Regions from separate parts of the Homo sapiens genome. Here region 1 is linked to region 2. Evidence: chromatin contacts called from ENCODE Hi-C data. All regions are on one chromosome and are shown on one strand. The core of a region is the stretch at or near the end of the contact, and the rest is flanking DNA. Distances in the headings are between cores, read along the strand shown. Region 1 overlaps EDEM3 (ER degradation enhancing alpha-mannosidase like protein 3). Region 2 has its middle 8.8 kb from the start of LINC01686.

The links. Hi-C counts contacts between places; a loop is a spot of excess contacts on that map. Pooled maps may share reads with other maps.
Region 1: a map with no recorded cell type shows a loop between it and region 2 (6-fold over the local background). The contact joins two enhancer-like sites. A Hi-C loop is called at or near these places in 2 of 168 maps with a recorded cell type or tissue (B cell and CD4-positive, alpha-beta T cell), 1 of 37 single-sample maps with no recorded cell type and 9 of 50 pooled maps.

What each region holds. Positions count from the first base shown.
Region 1 is chr1:184,744,137-184,749,463 of GRCh38, reverse strand. All of the region lies in intron 2 of EDEM3 (ER degradation enhancing alpha-mannosidase like protein 3), which reads left to right. Among named protein-coding and RNA genes, the nearest start is that of EDEM3, 8.1 kb to the left of the region's middle. Within about 2 kb of position 3,428, at least 5 of the 41 ENCODE cell types and tissues checked have a DNase peak (open chromatin) inside an H3K27ac peak, as active enhancers do.
Region 2 is chr1:182,621,185-182,626,710 of GRCh38, reverse strand. No RefSeq gene overlaps it. Among named protein-coding and RNA genes, the nearest start is that of LINC01686, 8.8 kb to the right of the region's middle. RefSeq lists an enhancer at 3,834-3,893. Within about 2 kb of position 3,343, at least 4 of the 41 ENCODE cell types and tissues checked have a DNase peak (open chromatin) inside an H3K27ac peak, as active enhancers do.

The DNA of each region.
Region 1 (5,327 bases), core at 2,179-4,678, 2.1 Mb before region 2:
CAATACAATTACATTTTTTAAAAGGAAGTTTTTAAAAAACAGGGCAAAAATAGTCTTTCTGGTAGTGGTTTTTAGGGAACCAGTTTATTGAACAGATAAGAATAAATTGAAATTAGATTATGAAACTTCATTATTTAAACAGCTTCCTTGGGTGCCATCAACAATTATCATTGAGTGCTTTATATAGCTAGATATTGTGGATATATACATGAAGATGTTATCTCTGGTCTTAAGGGAGATTATTCTCTTAATTTAAAAAAATGTTTACAATATTTATACACTGAAGAAAACCATTGCTTAAAAGAGAAATTGTTACTTAGCCTCTGTCCTAATTGTATCCTCATGGACTCTGCACTGAATATATTTTGCTTTTTAGTTTGCTGATTCATATTATTTAAAAATGTTTTAGGGCTCACTTAAGATTAAATAGCAGTTTCAGTTTTACAAGATGAAAAGTTCTGGAGATCTGTTGTGCAACAACGTAGATGAAATAGCAAATTCTGGAATTCAAAAAAAATTTTGCACATAAATTGTAATTTGAAAAGAGTTTAAGCATATTATCCTGAAACTTATCCCTTATAACCTTGTTTTTACATTTTAAAATATGTCAGCAGATTTTCTTCTATGATTACAACGTATAAAATGTAGTTGGGAAAGTTTGGCAGAGGACTAGCTTTAGTTCTGCTTAAAATATTTTTCAACTGATTCTGTGAATCCATTTTTTATCATATATTAACCAAATATCTTCATACACTAACATCATTGTTATCTATGAACATCTAAATATATGTAATTTATGCATTTTTAGTTTTAAAACATGTTTTATATTTGACAGTCCTCGTTCTCTTTTATATTGTAAATTTGGAGAGAGCACATTTTGAGTTCTTAATGTTTTTAGGATATGATTTTTTTTGGATACATTTCAACATTAAAAACACAGTTTCAAATTTATTTCTCAAGACCTCAGTCATTCCCTTAATGTTTTTTTTGTTTTTTGTTTTTTGTTTTTTTTTTTGAGACGGAGTTGTGCTCTGTCGCCCAGGCTGTGGAGTATAGCGGCACTATCTCAGCTCACTGCAGCCACCACCTCCCAGGTTCAAGTGATTCTCCTGCCTCAGCCTCCTGAGTAGCTGGGATTACAGGTGTGTGCCACCATGCCTGGCTAATTTTTGTATTTTTGGTAGAGATGGGGTTTCACCATGTTGGCCAGGCTGGTCTCGAACTTCTGACTTCAAGTGATCTGCCCACCTCTGCCTCCCAAAGTGTTGGGATTACAGGTGTGAGCCATTACACCCGTTCTGTTTTTTAATTAATTTTTTTTTGTCACCCACATGTCAACCCTTATTTCTTTCAAAATCATTTATCCCTGGTTAATTCAGTTTGGGCAAAGCATAATTTAACAAATCTAGGCTAATGATTTTGAGATGGCCAAGTGGTTCCATCCTATACCCTCAGACCTTAGCCATCTCATAAATGCGTACTGATGAATGCAGTTCCAAAGTTAAATAAAATAGCATATAGCTGGATAAGTTCAGTTTCTCACAATGAATAGGATCATCTCTTTATAAAGCATGGTATCTTTAATATCTTGTTCTTTTTAGGTAGAACAGTTATATCAATGGCAGAAAGTTATATCAATACATTTTTTCTAACTATAGAATACACTTAGTAGGTTTGTGACAGTGCAGGTACTGAGGGCAGCTTTCAGAGGACTTTCTGGCCTGTGCCTATTGGGACCTAACTGAGTAACTTTCTGCTACAATTAACTACTTAATAAGATTTAAGAGAGAAGGATTTCAGCTTCAAAGACTGGGAACTCTTGAAAGTAACATTGTCTTATATATTTCCAGTGGGACCATACGTGTCCACTGTAATATGTATTTTAAAATGTTCAACTATTTTACAATGTGAGTGACTCTTGCTGTGTACTTCTTCTATATTCAATCTGTGTGAGGTCTGTAACCCAAGATTTAGTCTAGAATTTACACTTCCTCTTTTCAAGTTCTCAACTAACATGACACAGTTCTAAAATATTAACGAGAATACAGTTGCCTTGTATTTGTTATTTGAAGTCAGTTGGAAATTTTTTTCCGGTCCCTACACTCAGAAACACTTTTAGCTTTCTGTAGGGTAAAAGTGTATAGGTTTTGGAGTTAGAAGGGCTTGAGTTCAAATCCTGTCTCAGCTATTTACAGGTTGGACCCTAAACAGGTTATTTAACCCATCTGAGCAGTGTCTTTCTATGTAAAATGAGAATAATTGCAAAGAGTTATTGTAGACTATAGATTTTTTTTTAAAGAACAGGAACCAATTTCTTTAATTTTTAATACATTCACCTTTTTTATATGTCTTGTGCCTGGTACATAAATGCTTAGCAAATTTTTTTGAAAGAACTGAATTGAATTCTTGTGAAGATGAAGTAAAATAATGTTTTTTTTTTTTTGCATTTGATCATTGTGATATATCTTTGTGTTTAAATGCAAAGAAATAATAAACTTAATTAAAAATACAAGTTTAAGGTGAATTTCAGGGCCTGTAAGTCATTTACTTTTTTGTAGTCAGTTGCCTACTATCCTAAAATATAAAATGCCTGGTACATGGCAGGCTTTTAATAAATGTTGAAAGTTTTTCCTCATTTCTCACTAGTTCTTTCTAATACTACTCTCCAGTCTGGTCTACAGTAGAACAATTCCTTTAACCTTCTTGCTTCCCAGGAAAGCAGTGGTGTTTTCCAAAGACAAGCAATATAGTATTATTAAGAGCAAGAACTCTGGACTTGGAGCAGGACACCCTGAGATGGCTCTGCCACCTCTCATCTGGGTTACAATGGGAAAGTTACCTAGTCTTCCTGAGCCTGTTTCTTCATCTCTGCAAAATGAAGACAATGGTTTGCCAGCCTCACAATGTTGTTAGAAGGATTAAGCAAGTTAATATAATGAAAGTGCTTAGAACTAATATCTGGCAAATAGGAAGCATGATGTAAGAATTTACTGCTGCTACTGATAACGACTACTACTATCATTATTATTTATTTCCTGCCTAAATTGAAATTGCCCTCCTAAAATCCACTTAGCCTGTAACTCAGAACTTGTTCTCCAGATAGTACATAGAACTTGCTTAAAGCGCATACATTCTTTCCTGTTCTTGGCATGTGCCCTTTGAACTTACTTTCTATTAATGTAATAGAAGGTTCTATTAATGCTATTTCTTAATAGAAATGTCCTGCCAGCTTTAGGTAGATTACTACAACTCTGCCATCTCTGGACTTAAATCTAGGGATTTTTGGGTTTTTAACACTTATTGGCATGACTATTAATAACGACTATGTTTGACAAATGTCTAGCCCCAGTCAGTCTGCAGTTTACCCACAGTGAATTGCACAGATGGCTTTCTCGTTTACCAAATGACATGAATTTGATGTTTATCTTAGCAGTTCTTGTGTGACCTTATTTAACCCCAGGCCACAGTCACTTTAGGGCTTCTGTTAGCATGTTTTGAGTATTTGTGTTCAGTTTAGTTTGCAGATTAATTTAGATGACAAAATGACATGTATTTGGGCCATCCAAATGTAGAACCTTTTTGGAGCTCCCAGTGTTTTTCCTGTCTGTGTTAGACAACTCAAACTGTTACAAGCAAAAACTATATTCTGGTAAGAGCCCTAAACATTAAAAATAAGCTTGGATAGAGTTGGTAAGCACAATTTCCTTTAGTAGAATCGTACCTAATAACCACTATTAAGCTTGATTTTGTGAAAGCAACAGTAGAATAGTCTTTATTAATCAAACCAAAGGAACTCTTTCAAAATGAACTTCCTGTGCATTTCTAGATTTATGTACATTTTTTTGGAGTGCCTCTCCCCTACCCCCCAATGTTTAAAAAAAATTTTTATTGTTGTAAAATATACATAATATGAAATTTACCATTTTAACCATTTAAGTTTACAGTTTTGTGGCATTAAGTACATTCATATTGTTGTGCATTCATCTCTAGAAATTTTTTCATCTTCCCAATCTGAAACTCTGTACTCGGTGTTTCTCTTTAATGGTTCATTCATCAGAAACAGTAATTCTGTAAACAAAGTATTTTAGGCATGGTACTAATGGGAGTAAGGGAGATATAAATTTATATTTACCTTTTTTTGTGTAGACTGTTGTGGGACTATCATCTATGAGTCATTGTTCCTTGGCCTTTGCTTTCAGAACATCCTAAAACCCTACCAAAATTACACAAGAAATTCTATAGTATCCTCTCAAAACATTTTGTAATCACACTCTGATACTCTACATAGAATTTTAATTCAGTAGAACCAGATCGTTCAGCTAATTCATCTTTTTTAGATATAATTTACAGACAATAAAATTTCAAATTGAGTGCACAATTCTTTTTTGACAATTGTATACAGTTGTTTAACCACCATCACAGTCATGATACAGAACATTTTCATCACCCCAAAAATTTAACTCATAGTTATTTGCAGTAAATTCCTTCTCCCCACCTCTGACGCCTAGCAACCTTGATTTGTGTTTTGTCACTACACCTTTCTCTTTCCTAGGATTTCATATATATGGCATCATACAGTACATAGTCTTTTGATTTACTTTCTTTCATTTAGCATGATGCTTTTGAGATTTATCCATGTTGTTGGAGATATATTGTAATTCCTATTTATTGCTCAGTAGTGTTAGTTGATTTGCTAGAACACAATATTGGAGATATATTGTAATTCTTATTTATTACTCAGTAGTATTAGTTGATTTGATTGAACATAATTTCTTTGTCCATTCACCATTTAATGAGTATTTGACTTATTTTTGGTCTTTGGCTATTATTGTATTAATAAAGCTGCTGTCAACCTGTGAGTGCAAGTTTTTATTTGGGCATACATTTTCATATATTTCCCACCTAGGAATAGGATTACTAGGTCATATGGCAAGTGTAAGTTTAACTTAATAAGAAATGCCAATCTTTTCTAAAATGGCTATAATATTTTGCATTTCCCACCAGCAGTGTATGAGTTTTAATTATTCTGTGTCCTTCCACTTGGTATTTCCAGTCTTACTAATTTCAGCCATTCTGTTGGGTGTATAGTGGTAGTTCATTGTGATTTTAATTTGATTTTTCCTGATGATTAATGACATTGAAAATTTTCCCATATGCTTATTTGCTATTCATATATATATATATATATATATATATATATATATATATATATATTTGTCATTTGTTCTGTTATTACTGAGTTATAAAAGTTAATATGTTCTGGATATTAGTCCCTTATCAAATATATGCTTTGGATATATTTTCTCCCAGTCTGTGCTTTACATTCT
Region 2 (5,526 bases), core at 2,094-4,593:
AACTCTAACGTAAACTATGGACTCTGGGTGATAAGGATGTGCCAATGCAGCTTTCTCTGTTGTAACAAATGTACCCCTCTGCTGGGGGATACTGATAGTGAGGGAGGCTGTGCATGTATAGAGGCTAGGAATCTATGGGAATCTCTGTACCTTCTCCTCAATTTTGCTGTGAACCTAAAACTGCTCTAAAAAATAAAGCCTAACTTTAAAACATATTAGGCAAATAAATCACTAGATTCCTATTTCAAGAAGGCAGAGTTGAGTCCTTTCTGTACCCTTCTTTCTTAAAAACAATGGGCAAACAATTAGAATAAGAAACAGCAAAATAAACTTTAGCTTGTGAAACTAGAATAACATCTGTAACCCACATGAAGACAGACAGCAGAGGGAGGAATGACAAATGACTCACCAGAGAGGATGGAAGCCAAACCTGATCCCAGAGGGTGAGCAGGGAAGGGTGGGGTGGGGGTTAACTGACAAGGGGCAAGTTCTTCGCCTCAAGAGTCCCTGAAAGGCTCAGGTACTAGAGGAATCAGCAGGAAGGTGGGCAAGAGGGATGCTGATGGAAGCAGGACTGTTTCAGAGCCTGCTGAGAAGGGTTCACTTTACCCTTCCCTCCACTTCCCTAAGATACCATCTGTATAAACCCACAGATTCCTTCTCCTTTTCCTTTTCTGTAAACCTGAACCCTTCTAAAGGCTTTAGGTCTGGGAAATCCAAAGCCAGGAAGATCTGCAGGCTACTTTTGTTTTTCTACTCTGTACAATACTTGCCTGACAAAATAAGGTGCAGAGTCAGCTATTTGCTTGAATGAAGGGAAATAGGAAATTTTAGGTAGAAAACACACACAGACACAGACAGACACACACATACATTAATATTGCCAAATATCATCTAGCTACTTATACAGAAATATTTTATGGCTTGTTTATTATCCATTTTTTAGTATTATACCTTATGCAGTATTTCCACCTTAAATAAATCTGGGGGGTAGAGCAGACACAATTATTCCCTACCATAGTGCAGATAAGGGGAATTGAGGCACACAAAGGTTATATGACTTGTCTAAGGTCAAACAACATGTTGCTGTCTAACCAGAACAACAGTCCTGGACTCTGGGCTCCAAGATCAGTATTTCAGCATTCAATGATGAGTGCTTATTGCTCTTCAAAAATATGGGCAGACAGACAAAAAAGAAGAGAGAGAATATACTATATGATTCCATTTATATACAACTCTAAAAAATGCAAACTAATCCATAGTGACAGAAAGCAGATCAGTGGTTGCCTGGGGCTAGGAGGGTGGGGAGGAGGGGAGCAGGGATTACACAGAGGCATGAGAGACTTTCGGGATAGTGGATGCGCCCACTCTTTTGATTGTGATGATTTCACTAGGTGTTTGCCTATGTCAAAACTTGTCAAGTTGTCCACTTCAACCATGTTAACTGTATGTTGATTATCCCTCACTAAAGCTATTTTAAAAAATATGGGCATAAATGACTCACTTGCTGGGCCTCCCTGCAATAATCATTTCCACCTTTTTAACATTTACAGAACATCCAAATACATGCTAGACATATAGAGGGGATATATGCAGAGGGGTACAATATCCCCCTGCCTTCATGGGGAAAATGCTTAAAAGAGAGGGTTTCAAACAGGGAAGTAAAGAGAACAAACATTTACCGAACATCAAACATATTATCTTTTTCAATCTTCACTAAACTCTACATGACGGATATTATCATCATATCCATTTTCCTGGTAAGGAAATTCTCAAGCCAGTAATAGCTGGGGTTTGAGGGAGCCAGTAACTAACACCTCTGCTTTTCACTCACTTCCTGAGTTCAGAACCCTTTGACACAGGAGTCAGATACCTGATGATGAAAACGTCAGCTTTATTACAGAAAAAGCTGGTTTTGAGGGCTTGGCTAAGAGCCACATGCTGCCAAATGGGTGTGCTAACAGATTCTCCTGAATTGAACTTAATTCTCAAACTGCAGACTTCCTCTCAGGCTCCACTAAACTTACCATAGAGTAGGAATTGTGGGTCTCCTGGGGACAGGCCACTCCTGAAGAGAAGTGAGTATGTCTGGTTCCTTTTTCTAAACTCACCAAGCAATGAGTTGCTACTTCTATGGGTAGGGCTTACTAGATTTAGGGGGAAAGTTGGGGAGAGAAGTCACAATTATAACTTTAGGGCAACCCCTTCTCATGAAAACATAGGAATCAAAAAGAAGTGTTGCCCTGAAAGGTTAAGTGGGATTCAGACCCAGATTCATGTTCTAAAGCAGTTATTACATCCATGGTTTTCATTCTAAAAATTTTGTGCAAACTAATTTATGTGCACCGAGTCCTAAATTAAATGGACTACAGGACATTGGATTTGAAGGAACACAGTGGTGAACTTTTTGCTAATGGGTGACTTTTTATATTCTTTCATTCATTTAAATAGTTTTTGTGCACCTATCCTGCAATAGGCCCTGAGCCCATCACTAGGCAGGCCAGGATAAATGTCCTGGCCTCTCCCTGTCCTCAGGGAGCTGGAGGACTCATCAGCCATCTCCAAGTTTCAGCTCTGGCCTCAGCTTTCTTTTTCAGCATATCTTCTGTTGACTGATTCCTTTTGTGCCTGCTATAACCAACAAACAGGATTTCTCCTTGAGGCCTCAACACATAACACCCCACTCCCTTTCTCATCCCTTGACTTTACTTATACTGTTTCCTATACCTGGAATCCAATTCAGTTAAGCAAACATTTTTGAGCATCTGCTGTGTTAGAGCTGTGAGAGGTAGAGCTACAAAAAGGAATAATATCTAGCTACAGTATCCTGTAAAGCTTGGCCTTTAAATGTTTAAATCCTATCCATCCTTCAAGGTCCACTTCCTCCATGAAGTCTTCTTAGGTTCCTCAATCAGCTGTAATCACTGGTATTTGCCTCAATTGTAGCTTTGAATGATGCTTTCACCTGCTGACCGAGGACTCCTCAGCCACCTGTACCTAAGGGAGCACAATGGGAATACCCCATAGTTCCATGACTCACCTCTATAGCCGCGTCCCTGAAAAATCGAGTCTTTCATTCCCATGCCTAAAATGTTGCTGCCCAGCATACAATGGGCAGGAAAGGACACAATCAATGGATGGCAAAGACCACCACTTACTTGGCCTCTCCCTATACCTTGCTTGGCTACCTCCCCCCGAGTTCACCTTTGCCTCAGTGGCAAAGGAAGACCCTCCTGTTGCCATGGCTACTGGTCCTCTCCCCATACCACTCTCCTGACCTCCCACCACATCCCCTGCACTTCAAGCTTGAATGCGCCTCAGCTGCAGATGCTCTCACCTCCCCCTCCAGTCCAGGACCTCAGCCTTTCCGGTCCTTCCTTTCATTCCTTCCCACAGTCCTAACCCTTCGCTAGGAAGCCAGAGCTGCTCTGTCCTGGGCCCAGAGCCAGGTTATATTTTGATGCAACCCTAGGGACTCTTTGGGGTTTTTTTCCAGGTTTAGACTTATCGAACATCTTGCCAGACCAGGGAATATAGTCAGATTTCTTTTTCTGCTGCCTATACAGGAAGGAGAAGTGGGGGAGTCCCCTTCTATTATTAGAGAAATTTTGGTTTGCAACAGAAATTCAACTCAAACCAGCATGAATAAAAGGGAGTTTTGGTGAGAATACTGGAACACCCCATGGAATCTGTGAGCAGAAACAGTGAGCAGAACCCTAAGGAATGCAGAAGCCCTGACTTTCCTCCTCTTTTCAGTTTCTCTCTGCGTACTACCTTTCTCTTTTCTTGCTGACTGTTCTCTGTTTACCAGTTCACATGGCAAAAAATGGTCAATAGTTCCCACATTTACATCATCAGTCTTAACACAAAGATATGGCCAGGTGTGGTGGCTCACGCCTGTAATCCCAGCACTTTGGGAGGCCGAGGCGGGCGGATCACGAGGTCAGGAGTTCGAGACCAGCCTGGTCAACATGATGAAACCCCGTCTCTACTAAAAATACAAAAAAATTAGCCGGGCATGGTGGCGGACGCCTGTAGTCCCAGCTACTTGGGAGGCTGAGGCAGGAGAATCGCTTGAACCCAGGAGGTGGAGGTTGCAGTGAGCCGAGATCGCACCATTGCACTCCAGCCTGGGGGACAAGAGCCAGACTCTGTCTCAAAAAAAAAAAAAAAAAAAAAAAAAAAAAAAAAAAAAGACACTGAGAGGGAAACCAATCTATCCTTCATCCTGGGGTCCAAAATTCCCAGGTAAGAGACGGATTGGCCCAGGTTAATTTGAATGTGCTCAATCTGGTCAAGGAGGCAAGATCACATTATCAGAGCACAGCATTTCTGCTGCAACCACATGGACACAAGAAGGGAAGGGAAACTTTCTACAGAGGGGTACTGGGGCCAAAATCCAAAAGGTGTCTCCCAGACCCTCTCATGGAGCAAATTTTAACAGCCACCTCTCTAGGAAACTGGTCCCCCTCATTCTACATCTAGCCACCTAGGCGATATTGCTGATAATATGCTATTTACAGTTGTATCTTTTGCACCACTCCCCACCCCTCCTTAATCTCCTGGAGGACAGGGGCATGCTTAGGGTTGTTTGTGCCCTCCAGTGCTTATCCAGTGCCTGCACTCAGCAGGTTCATCTCATGTCTGCTGAGAGAACATGATGTTTACATGTACCAAGAATTGTTCTGGGCCCTTGACACATTAACACATAATCCTTGAAATAACCCTATGAGGTAGGAACATGTGAGGAGGGCGAGGAGGGTATGTAACTTGTCCAAAATCACAGTTAGTCAGTGTCATAGCCAGGATTCAAACCCAGGTGGTCTGGCACTCTGCTCTTAGTTCCTGGCCAGTAGACTTCACCACCTCTCCATCTGTGTTTGGTGAGTTTCTAGCTTAATCCTCAGGTTTTCTCAAGAGAGCCAAATCTGTAGATGCACACAGGCAGCGGTGTTTCTGGATAAGAAGGGAAAGTAGGAGTCAGGAGGTACTTGGCTCTTCCAAGATGGAACTGGCTACTCTCTCTTTCATGCCCATACCTTATCTGTGCACAGGTAGCACCTGGAACTTTTTCCTTCACCGATTTGTTTATGTGTCTGTTTTACATACATGACCAGTAGTGTTTGTTTTTAAAATTTATTTAATATAGTCTTATTTTAAATAAAAGTATTGCTGGGCAACTGGTTTTAAGTTGTATATGTAGAAGAAAATAATAAAATTAACTATCTCTTATTCATCTCCCCTCTGCTCCACCTCCCTTTCTCCAGTGAAAACCATTTTCAATGTTAAGGTATTCATCTGGTACTTCCCCTATATTTCTAACTCACAGAGTATGTGGCTGTCTCTTGAGTCATTAATTTCAGACATTAGTTATAGACTTCCTATTATGGTAATGAAGATATTAAAATCATGTACATTTTCCTCTTTTCTGCTAGCTCCCTAGTCCCCCAATTTCTGGTTAACAAAGCTTTTGTTATTGTGATTGTATAAATATTGTTTGCTATTAAGCCAAGTAATATATCTTAT